2 separate regions of the Homo sapiens genome follow, and region 2 is linked to region 1. The links are chromatin contacts, found by Hi-C in ENCODE. All regions are on one chromosome and are shown on one strand. Each heading gives the region's core, a stretch centred on a gene start or an enhancer-like site at or near the end of the contact. The rest is flanking DNA. Distances are from core to core; before and after follow the strand shown. Region 1 overlaps SLC22A1 (solute carrier family 22 member 1). Region 2 overlaps SLC22A3 (solute carrier family 22 member 3).

Region 1 (4,873 bases), core at 1,259-3,758:
GAGCAGGAATCCCCTGCCCTGCTCCCTAGGAGGATGCTGGCTCACCTCCTCCGCACAAGGGCTTTCCCCTCAGCATACAGTGAGGGCCCCCCAACTGCACTCTGGGCCTGGCCCCTTCAGCGGGAGCAGCTCCGCTACCCAGGCACACTTGTTTGCTCTTCTATGTGAGGTTTTATTGGAACAAAGAGTTTGTAGTAAGTCAGTGCCTGGCATATTGCAGACCCTAAATCAATATTTGCTGAAAGTTGAATGAGTAAACACTGTGCCCCAGAATCTGTCCAGGTTCAGTGTGTCCTGTCCTGCCTCAACCTTCACCCTCCCTGTCTCCGAGTTTGCCGCTGGGGTCCTGCACCCAGCCACATGCTGGGCCCGTGAACCTTTGCAAATAGCCCCATGTACCTGGTGGGTTTCCATGGATACTCAGTGTTGAACTCAGCATGGAGGCTGGGACTGGCCGCTGCAGTGGAAGTAACTGCCCGCTCTGCTACGCTGTTCAGCTCCCCTCCCCAGCTCCGAGACTCCCCACAAGGCAGTGTTCTTGACTCTTCTGTTCTGTTACCCCCACATCCAGTCCTCTGGCAAGTTCCATCAACTGGCTTGGAAATGCCTTCAGAACCTGCTGCCTCCCATCTTGGGCACCCTGGGTTCCCTTGCTGGGGTTGTAGTAGCCCTGTCCTTGGCACTAATTCTTTGTATAAATGTCAGCTGTCTCATGGACAGTTCTGCAGCATCTCTTACCTGCATTACTGTAGGCACCTTCTGGGTGGCCTGCTGGCTTTACCCATGCCCCTCGGTGCTCCACAAAGCAGGCAAAGGCATCCCTTAGAGCTCAACAGACCTTGTCTCTCCCTGTTTACCCTCTGCTGGCTTCCTAATCACTGAGAATAAAGCCAGATCCTTTTCTGTGGCCCACAAGGCCTCACGCCTTTGGCCCCTGAACGCCCTTTTCTACTGTCCTGCTGGTTGTCATGACTGAGACTCGAAAGGTCTGTCCACCATGTCCTGGCTGTGTGACCTTCCAAAGGGCCTTAATCTCTCCGTGACTCAATTTCCCCCTCAGTAATGGGAGAAGTGATAGTACCTATCTCACAGATGTGTTGGGAGGATTAAGGAGATTATATGTGTAAATGACATAGAAGAGGGTACAGCATCCATGCAGGAAATGTTCAATGTCAATGTGGTTTTTTTTGTTATTTTAATACACACATGCAATTCATGAGCTCTGCCCACAGGTGGCAGCCCGGCACATTTGTTAACTGGCTTGTTGACAGGAAAATCAAGGTTACACGTTCCTTTCTCTTAAACCAGTTTCTTTATCAGTAATATGACTGCTGTCTTTAACTGGCTAAATGGTACAGAGGCACTCAGGCTAACCTCAACTCCTTGAGTTGCAGGCAAGCACCTTGTTTCTTGTTCTCTTGACCCTTTGTCCAATCAGGAATAATTTAGGACTAGAAACAAAAGCATCCCAATGCTTCTTTAGGCGAAATTTTATCAAAGAAGGATACATTCCTTAGCAACATGCATTTTCATCTCAGTTTTGGAGCTGATAGGCAATCTGCATGCTGGGATGAGACAGTAATTTCTTATTGACCCAAATCTGTTCTCACAATGTAAATATGACTGTAAAAGCTTTCTAGCTTCCAAATGATATTTTCCCCCCGAAGTGACACATGAGGCACCCTACATTTTGGCTCAGGTGAGAGTGATTTAGCTAGGCCTCGGGTCTGTGTGCCATATGCTGTAATGTTGCTACATTTTCTCAAATATGGACGGAGGGGGTGTGCAGTGAATGGAAGAGCGTAGGTGAATCAATAGCGCCCACTAAGGACAGCACAGTAAAGGGCCGGGAATGCCATGGTGCGGTTGGAAAGACCTGGCCCATGCCTCTGTCTGTTGTGCCCTGAGTCTTCTGAGTGCCCTGAGTGCATACTGTGTGCTGGGAACTATAATTGGCACTTTTGTACGCTAATTCAGTGAGTACTCAAGACAAACAGATGTGGGAGGTACTATTACAATCCCATTTACAGACGAGGGAACTGAGGCCCAGAGAGGTTAGTTAACTTCCTCAAGGTGACACAGCTCATAAAGCAATCCGACACCTGGCCCCTTACTTCCTGGTCTCTCCTGCCCACCTCCTCGTAGGCCTGTTGGGGTGTCAGATGAGGTACGCACGTGCAGGGCTTGGTGCAGAACCAGACATTTAAATCTGCAGTGAACAGTAGCCATCCTCACGTGCAGTCTCCAGGAGACTTGGAGGCATATCCTACAAGTCAGACTCTCACATCTATCATGAAAAAAATGTATCATTGGGGCCCTTCTAGGACACTCTTTCTCATTTTTACTCCCCTCTTCTCATATTGCTCTAGGGCATTCTAAACCCAGTGATTCATGCTCTTTCTCCATCTGCGAGGGGCTTTTTTTTTTTTTTTTTTTCTTCAGTCTCTGACTCATGCCTTTGACTTGAAACCTCCTCTTGGCTCAGGTTCACGGACTCTGTGCTCTATCAGGGGCTCATCCTGCACATGGGCGCCACCAGCGGGAACCTCTACCTGGATTTCCTTTACTCCGCTCTGGTCGAAATCCCGGGGGCCTTCATAGCCCTCATCACCATTGACCGCGTGGGCCGCATCTACCCCATGGCCATGTCAAATTTGTTGGCGGGGGCAGCCTGCCTCGTCATGATTTTTATCTCACCTGGTAAGTTGGTAAGTTGTCTGCTTTCATCATTTCCCAGGCAATCGAAGTGTGGGGAAAGTGTTGTGACTCTTTGATAAGCCTCTGGAATGAGAACAAAGATGAGGTGCTACCTTTGTCTACAAAGTTTTTTTAGATTTTAAATTGAGGGGCCGTGCACAGTGGCTCATGCCTGTAATCACAGTACTTTGAGAAGCCAAGGCAGGTGGATCACCTGAGGTCAGGAGTTCAAGACCAGCCTGGCCAACATGGTGAAACCCCATCTCTACTAAAAATACAAAATTAGCCGGGCTTGGTGGCGGGCGCCTGTAATCCCAGCTACTTGGGAGGCTGCTTGAACCCAGGAGGCGGAGGTTGCAGTGAGCCGAGATCGCACACTCCAGCTTGGGAGACAGAGTACAACTCCATCTCCCAAAAAACAAACAAACAAACAAACAAAAAAACCCCCAAAAACAGCAAAAAAAAAAAAAATTAAATTGAGTTTTAACATACATACAATCAGCAAACTATAAGTGCATGACTCCATGAGTTTTTAAAAATGTGTACACCCGGGCAGCATGATCCACGTAAAGATGGGGAACCTTTCCAACTTCTCCAAAGCCTCCCTCAGGCTCCTTCACAACAACCCCTGCCACCCCTCCAAGGTCACCACTACTCTGCCCTTTGTCAGCACAGATTGTGCCTGTTCTTGAGCTTCATATAGATGGCACCATACCAAATATACTGTTTTTGTTATTGTTGTTGTGTTTTGAGACAGAATCTTGCTCTGTTATTCAGGCTGGAGTTCAGTGGTGCAATCACAGCTCACTGCAACCTTGAACTCTTGGGCTCAAGGGATCCTCCCGCCTCAGCCTCCTCAGTAGCTGGGACTACAGGCGTGAGCCACTATGCCCGGTTAATGTTTTTATTTTTTGTAGAGATGGGGTCTTACTATGTTGCCCAAGCTGGTCTCAAACTCCTGGGCTCAAGCAATCCTCCCACCTCAGCCTTTCAAAGTGTTGGGATTATAGGCATGAGCCATTCATCATTGCACCTATGAGACCCACCCATGTTGTCACATGAGAGTGTAGTTGGTACTTCAAACAAAATTATTGTGTAGGATTCCACTGTATGAATATGACACTCTGCATCCCTTCCACTGTTGATTGTCACTTGTGTTGCTTCCAATGTTTGCCACTTATTGGGACTAAAATCATCCTTGCACGTATCTTTGGGCAGGCACATGCTTTCATTTCCCTTGGGTACAGGTCTGTGAGTACACTTGCTGGGTCCCAGGGAGGCATATGTTTAGCTCTAGCAGACACTGCCAAACAGCTTTCCAAAGTGGTTAGACCATTTTATACTCCTCCCAGGAACACATGGGAGCTCCGATTACTCCAGATCCTCCCAACACTTGATCTGGCTCATCTTTTTAAGAGTGGCCATTTTGGTGGATGTATACTTTAGTCTGTAATTCTTACAATCAAAGATAAACCAAGCTACATTTAAACCTAAAGCAGATTAACTTCAGTCAGTTTTAATTTGAGTACGTAAATTGCCTTTCACATTCATTGCTCTTGGATATGTTGTAAAATAAATACAAGGGCAGATCTGCTCTTTTCTCAGTTTTTACTGCGTGTGCTCTGCACTTGCTGATTTAGTGAGTCATTTTGGCAGGCTTTCGTGCAGGGTATTGTAGAGACTGTTCTGTGAAATCTGTATGCCCAAGAACTAGGCTGTGTAGATCAGGCTGGAAAGAAAAAGGGTTGGGGAAAGAAAGCTCAGTTTTCTTTTCCCTTTTTTTCATGGAGAAAGAACAGAGAACACAGGAAAAGGGGCAGCATGGATCTGAAATAGATTTTGCTCACTTTCTTCCCAATCTCTCTGTTTCTGGAATCCTGGGTAAGATGTGATGGATGGGCATACTTTTAAAAAGTTCACAGCACTGAGTGCCAAGAAGGAGGGCCATCGAGGGCTAAGTCCATTCAGTTGTCACCTGGACAGAGCCCAGGCATCGTCCCCTCCCCAGCCCCCTCCTCCCAGCTCCTGTCCTCCCCTCGTCCCTCTGTCTTAGTCCTTATCACATTTTAGGACAGTCATTCATTCAACCCGCAGGAAATATCTCCAGGCCTTCTATATGGCTGGCAGGTATCTAGGTCCTAGGATTTCAACCATGAGCGAAGCAGAGAGAGTTCCT
Region 2 (4,335 bases), core at 591-3,090, 240 kb after region 1:
ACGTAGGTTTGGCTCAAAGATTTTTGTTTCTTTGAATCAGTTCACTATTTTTAACCTGTGGAAATTTGTTCACTCATTCTAACAGTAGCTTTTGCTTTGTGAAATTGGTTTATTTAGTGTTATGTTCCTCCTGTAAACCTTTTCATTGTATGTTTTTCTCCTAATCTAATGGTAATCCTCTCAGTGATATGAGTAACCTGGTGTTTGTATTTAACACTCCTTCAACATTCACAGAATCAGAAAATATCAGAACAAGAAAGCCCCAGCCTTCAAGATTGTTTGATTTGTGTTCCCTAATTTTATGTGTGAACAAAACTGAGGCTGTGAAGATTCTAGAATAATATGTTGAGCTCAAAAATATGGTAGTAGAATTAGAATATAGCTTTCTAATATTTGTATAAAAGTCAATGATATTTAGAAGTTTAAAAAAGATACACATTAAACTGGGAAAATACTAAATATTTAAATTCTGTAGGCTAGTTTTCATATTCTGGAAAGGTGGATTTTCATATGGCACTGGTGCTGGTGTTTCATCAGGTCAGCTGTCTATGTCATAAGAGGGTGTTCTTATTAGAAAATGTAGGCTTTGGCAAGCTTTAAAAGGTACACGTGTTACTGCATGTTCTGACGAGATTTTGAAAATCTTTGGCAACTGTGCTTTCCAAGTGGAGAAAAAGGGCTACCATAATGTTGAAAGACGGAAATTAAAATCTAATCAGATATGGTGGCCCTTATCCTCCACCTTAGAATTTCTTTTCGTGGAATGTCTGGTGGACAGTAATATATAGAGGCTCCTCGACTTAGGATGGGATCACATCCAGATACACCCATTGTTAAATTGAAAATATCATAAGTTGAAAAATGCATTTAATATACCTAATCTACCAGACATCATAGCTTAGCCCAGCCTACTTTAAATTGCTCAGAATGCTTACACTAGCCTGCAGTCGGGCAAAATTATCTAACACAAAGCCTATTTTGTAATAAAGGGTTAAATAGCTCATGTAATTTATTGGATATAGTATCAGTTGTTTCCCCTTGTGATCGCATCACTGACTGGGAGTTGTGGCTCACTGCCACTTCCCAGCATATATGACTAGCCTGGAAAAAGATCAAAATTAAAAAACAAAGTACATTTCTACTAAGTGCATATCACTTTCACACCATTATTAAGTCGAAAATCGCCAAGTTGAACCATCCTAAGTTGGGGACCGTCTGTAGATCAGGCAATCCTTGACATTTTATGGCGGCAGATTGCCAAAAGAGATTGGAGTCTAGAAGTCCTGGAAGCAGCCCCAACAATTACACAGAACTCAGCATCATGCCCTCACATCAAGGCAAGGAGGGAGAGTTGTCCCTATTTTTCCTTTCCTTGAAAGGGATAGTGAAACTCATTCTGAGGTTTTTAAAAAATGTACTTTTTAATGCTTTTCCTCTATCTGTTTTGCTCTCCCTTGATACCCTGTCTACATCATGATGGCTGTGGCACTGCTCCTGCTCCTTACATGGGGTCTTAGAATGCACAAAGCTGCCCAATATCACTTTCTCTGTATTTGAGGAAAATTTCTAGTAGCAAAAGAATATCCTCTGACACTCTTTTCAAAATGCCAACTAAATGTGATAGAACTACTTTTTGCAACAGTGAAGTCCCAAAGTCTCTTTCTTCCTGATGGGTTAATTTAGTACCTTCCTTTTTCCAAATCAAAGAACCATAAAAGTCAGTGAAAATCTGCATTATTATTATCCTGTGTGTTTAGTTTTGCTTTTTAGTACTTACCATTATTAAACACTTGGCCCATTTTTGGCTAATTGTTGTGTAATTCCAAATACAAACCAGTCACCATGGATTATTGCAGTTAGAGTCATCAGAAAGCAAGGAGCTATGACTCATGCTCTGTTCTTGCCATGTTTTTCTGATTTGTATTTCATTTCTTACCTGTGCTCACAAGTCACATGAAGATCAATACATCTGAAATATATATGCTGACTATGTCACCAGATTTTATTTCTCCCATCATTGAATCTGGACAGGCTTCTTTCAAAAGTGTTGAGTCATTTTTATGTCTTTATCACACTCTTCTAAAGTCCTTAAAACTCCTAATTATTTCAGAGGATTATTGTCATATAAGGTATACAAAATCAATTATATGAAGAAGTTGTAATCACTATAATTAAACTGAGGCTTATCTAGACAGATCCTGTGTCATATTTTTCACATAATGAGGCTAAAAACTTTGTGGAGAAAATAATGGATATTTATAGAATATACTCAAGTGTATTTATTTTAGAAGGTCTGTTAGACATTTCACAAAAGAATCTGTAATCTACAGAAATTACCAAATTATGTTACATAATATTTTAAAAACTTGTTTTAGAATAAGTTGGAATGTGAGGTTTATAAAACAACTGGAATAATAAACTGAAATTATAATTTAATTTTTATACCCAGTGCATTTATTTTTCTTCCTATGACTTGACTATAGTTTAAAATTCTTATAGGTTTAGTATCCCTTTTTTGAAAACAGGTTTTCAATGTGTTTCTGTAACAATAATGAAAAGTAAAGGCATGTAATCTCTTTTCCAAAATAAAAGATTGGTTTGAGAATTATGATCATATATACAATGTACTAAATGCAACCTTTTATGATGATGATATAAAAGATTCACAGACTCACAAATCATATGCCACTCAACTAAAATACTAAGAGAACATAACTTTATCTTTATAAAACATATACATAGGCATAAATACATAGACAAAGGTCTAGAAAAATATGCATATCAGTGTGGAAATGCAAGTGATGATAATGATTTCTGTTGTTTTCTTCTAATTTCTATAGAGTCACTATGCTATTTAAATTTTCAAAAAATTAAGTTATGTGCAATAATCTTTTTAAAATTATTTGTTTTTTAATCAGCTTTTTAATCTGATGACATAGAATGATAACGTAGTAAATCATAGTTTCTGAACCAAAAAACAGGGACACATAGACTGAGAAGTGCCAAGTTCATTTTAGAGATTAAAAATACAACGGCATTGGGACTTTTCTAGAAAATTCAAGATATGTGGTCACAATTGAGGTGTTCAGCTTCTAGAGCGAACTGAACCAGATATCTGCTAAGGCTCTGATAGAGAACAGCTGGAAGCTCAGAAAGGTAAACATAATTCAAATATTGGTGAATATGCCAGTGCAGCCGAGAAGGTGACAGGATTTGAAAAATGTGCCAGGACACAATGAGAAAGGCCTTGGAATAAATACAAAAAGCCCAAACTTTATTCTGTAAAAGTGGGGAGCTACTGAAGGTTTTAATCAAAGCAGGGATAATCTCATTTCCAAGGCAAAAAAACAAAAAGAGGCATTCCTTCCTAATACCACATGTAGGAGCTGTTCTTATTCTATGGTGGATTATTACTTTAGTAGTATCTTATAAAGACAGTGCCTGAAGGTCTTTTATCTGTACATTGATGTAACACTTTTCAAAAGCATATCAGCAGACACATTTTTGGAAGCATGCATTCTGAAACTTGAACTTCAAATAGGAGTTATGGCTGATATCATGGAGTAAGGTAAAACAGAAGCTGACTCCTCTCCAGTATTCAAGGCTGACTGTTGTCTCTGGAACTGAGAATACTGGGAAAAGTGTGAGTTGGACACTGTGCACAACTCTAATTAACACTGTTCTAAAGGGAAAGTATATGAATATATTGTTTAAACACTAATAGTTAAAAGTTATACTACAATATCTTCAAGGTTTAACACATAAATTGAGACACACACTTAATTAGGCCTAAGAAAGAAGTGGAATGTAAACTCGTTGATTTTATTTTCATAAATGATTTATTTTACAACTATGAAGAGGAATAATAGAGGCCTTTTATTAGCAAAGAGATTATTATGATGTCTATTTTCAGCCATGATTTTTCTACCAATGGAAAGTGGAACTGAAAACCTACTTAGGGTGATGTGTTGGGGTTGGGATCAAAGAGACTACTATAACTGTCCTACCTCTGAGATTCCAGCATCACATGTGGTGACAATAACACTTCATTTAGTTATATTTCTAGTGAGTCCAGTGGAATGGAGAAAATTTTTTAAGTTAAAAATTCTAAAGGACATATGTATAATGGTAGGAATTATTTAGTCTTCTTAATAAAATAAATCATTTATTTTAGAATTATTTTGTAGTCTGAAAGCACATTTCCTATAATTTTTAAATGTGAAAGCAGGCAATATTATCTTGTAGGTATTGTATTATATTACAAGAGCCAAAGCATGCTGATTCCCAATTTCATCCAGTATGACTTGTCTTAGAAAAAGAAATAAAAATGCAGAT

What was found. Hi-C counts contacts between places; a loop is a spot of excess contacts on that map. Pooled maps may share reads with other maps.
Region 2: a map of mammary epithelial cell shows a loop between it and region 1 (17-fold over the local background). The contact joins two enhancer-like sites. A Hi-C loop is called at or near these places in 3 of 168 maps with a recorded cell type or tissue (lower leg skin, mammary epithelial cell and sigmoid colon) and 5 of 50 pooled maps.

The regions. Positions count from the first base shown.
Region 1 is chr6:160,137,168-160,142,040 of GRCh38, forward strand. SLC22A1 (solute carrier family 22 member 1) reads left to right here. Exons shown (of 11, transcript NM_003057.3): 7 at 2,486-2,700. Among named protein-coding and RNA genes, the nearest start is that of SLC22A1, 18 kb to the left of the region's middle. Within about 2 kb of position 2,509, at least 7 of the 41 ENCODE cell types and tissues checked have a DNase peak (open chromatin) inside an H3K27ac peak, as active enhancers do.
Region 2 is chr6:160,377,816-160,382,150 of GRCh38, forward strand. All of the region lies in intron 1 of SLC22A3 (solute carrier family 22 member 3), which reads left to right. All of the region lies in intron 2 of LOC124901453 (a long non-coding RNA gene), which reads right to left. Among named protein-coding and RNA genes, the nearest start is that of SLC22A3, 32 kb to the left of the region's middle. Within about 2 kb of position 1,841, at least 2 of the 41 ENCODE cell types and tissues checked have a DNase peak (open chromatin) inside an H3K27ac peak, as active enhancers do.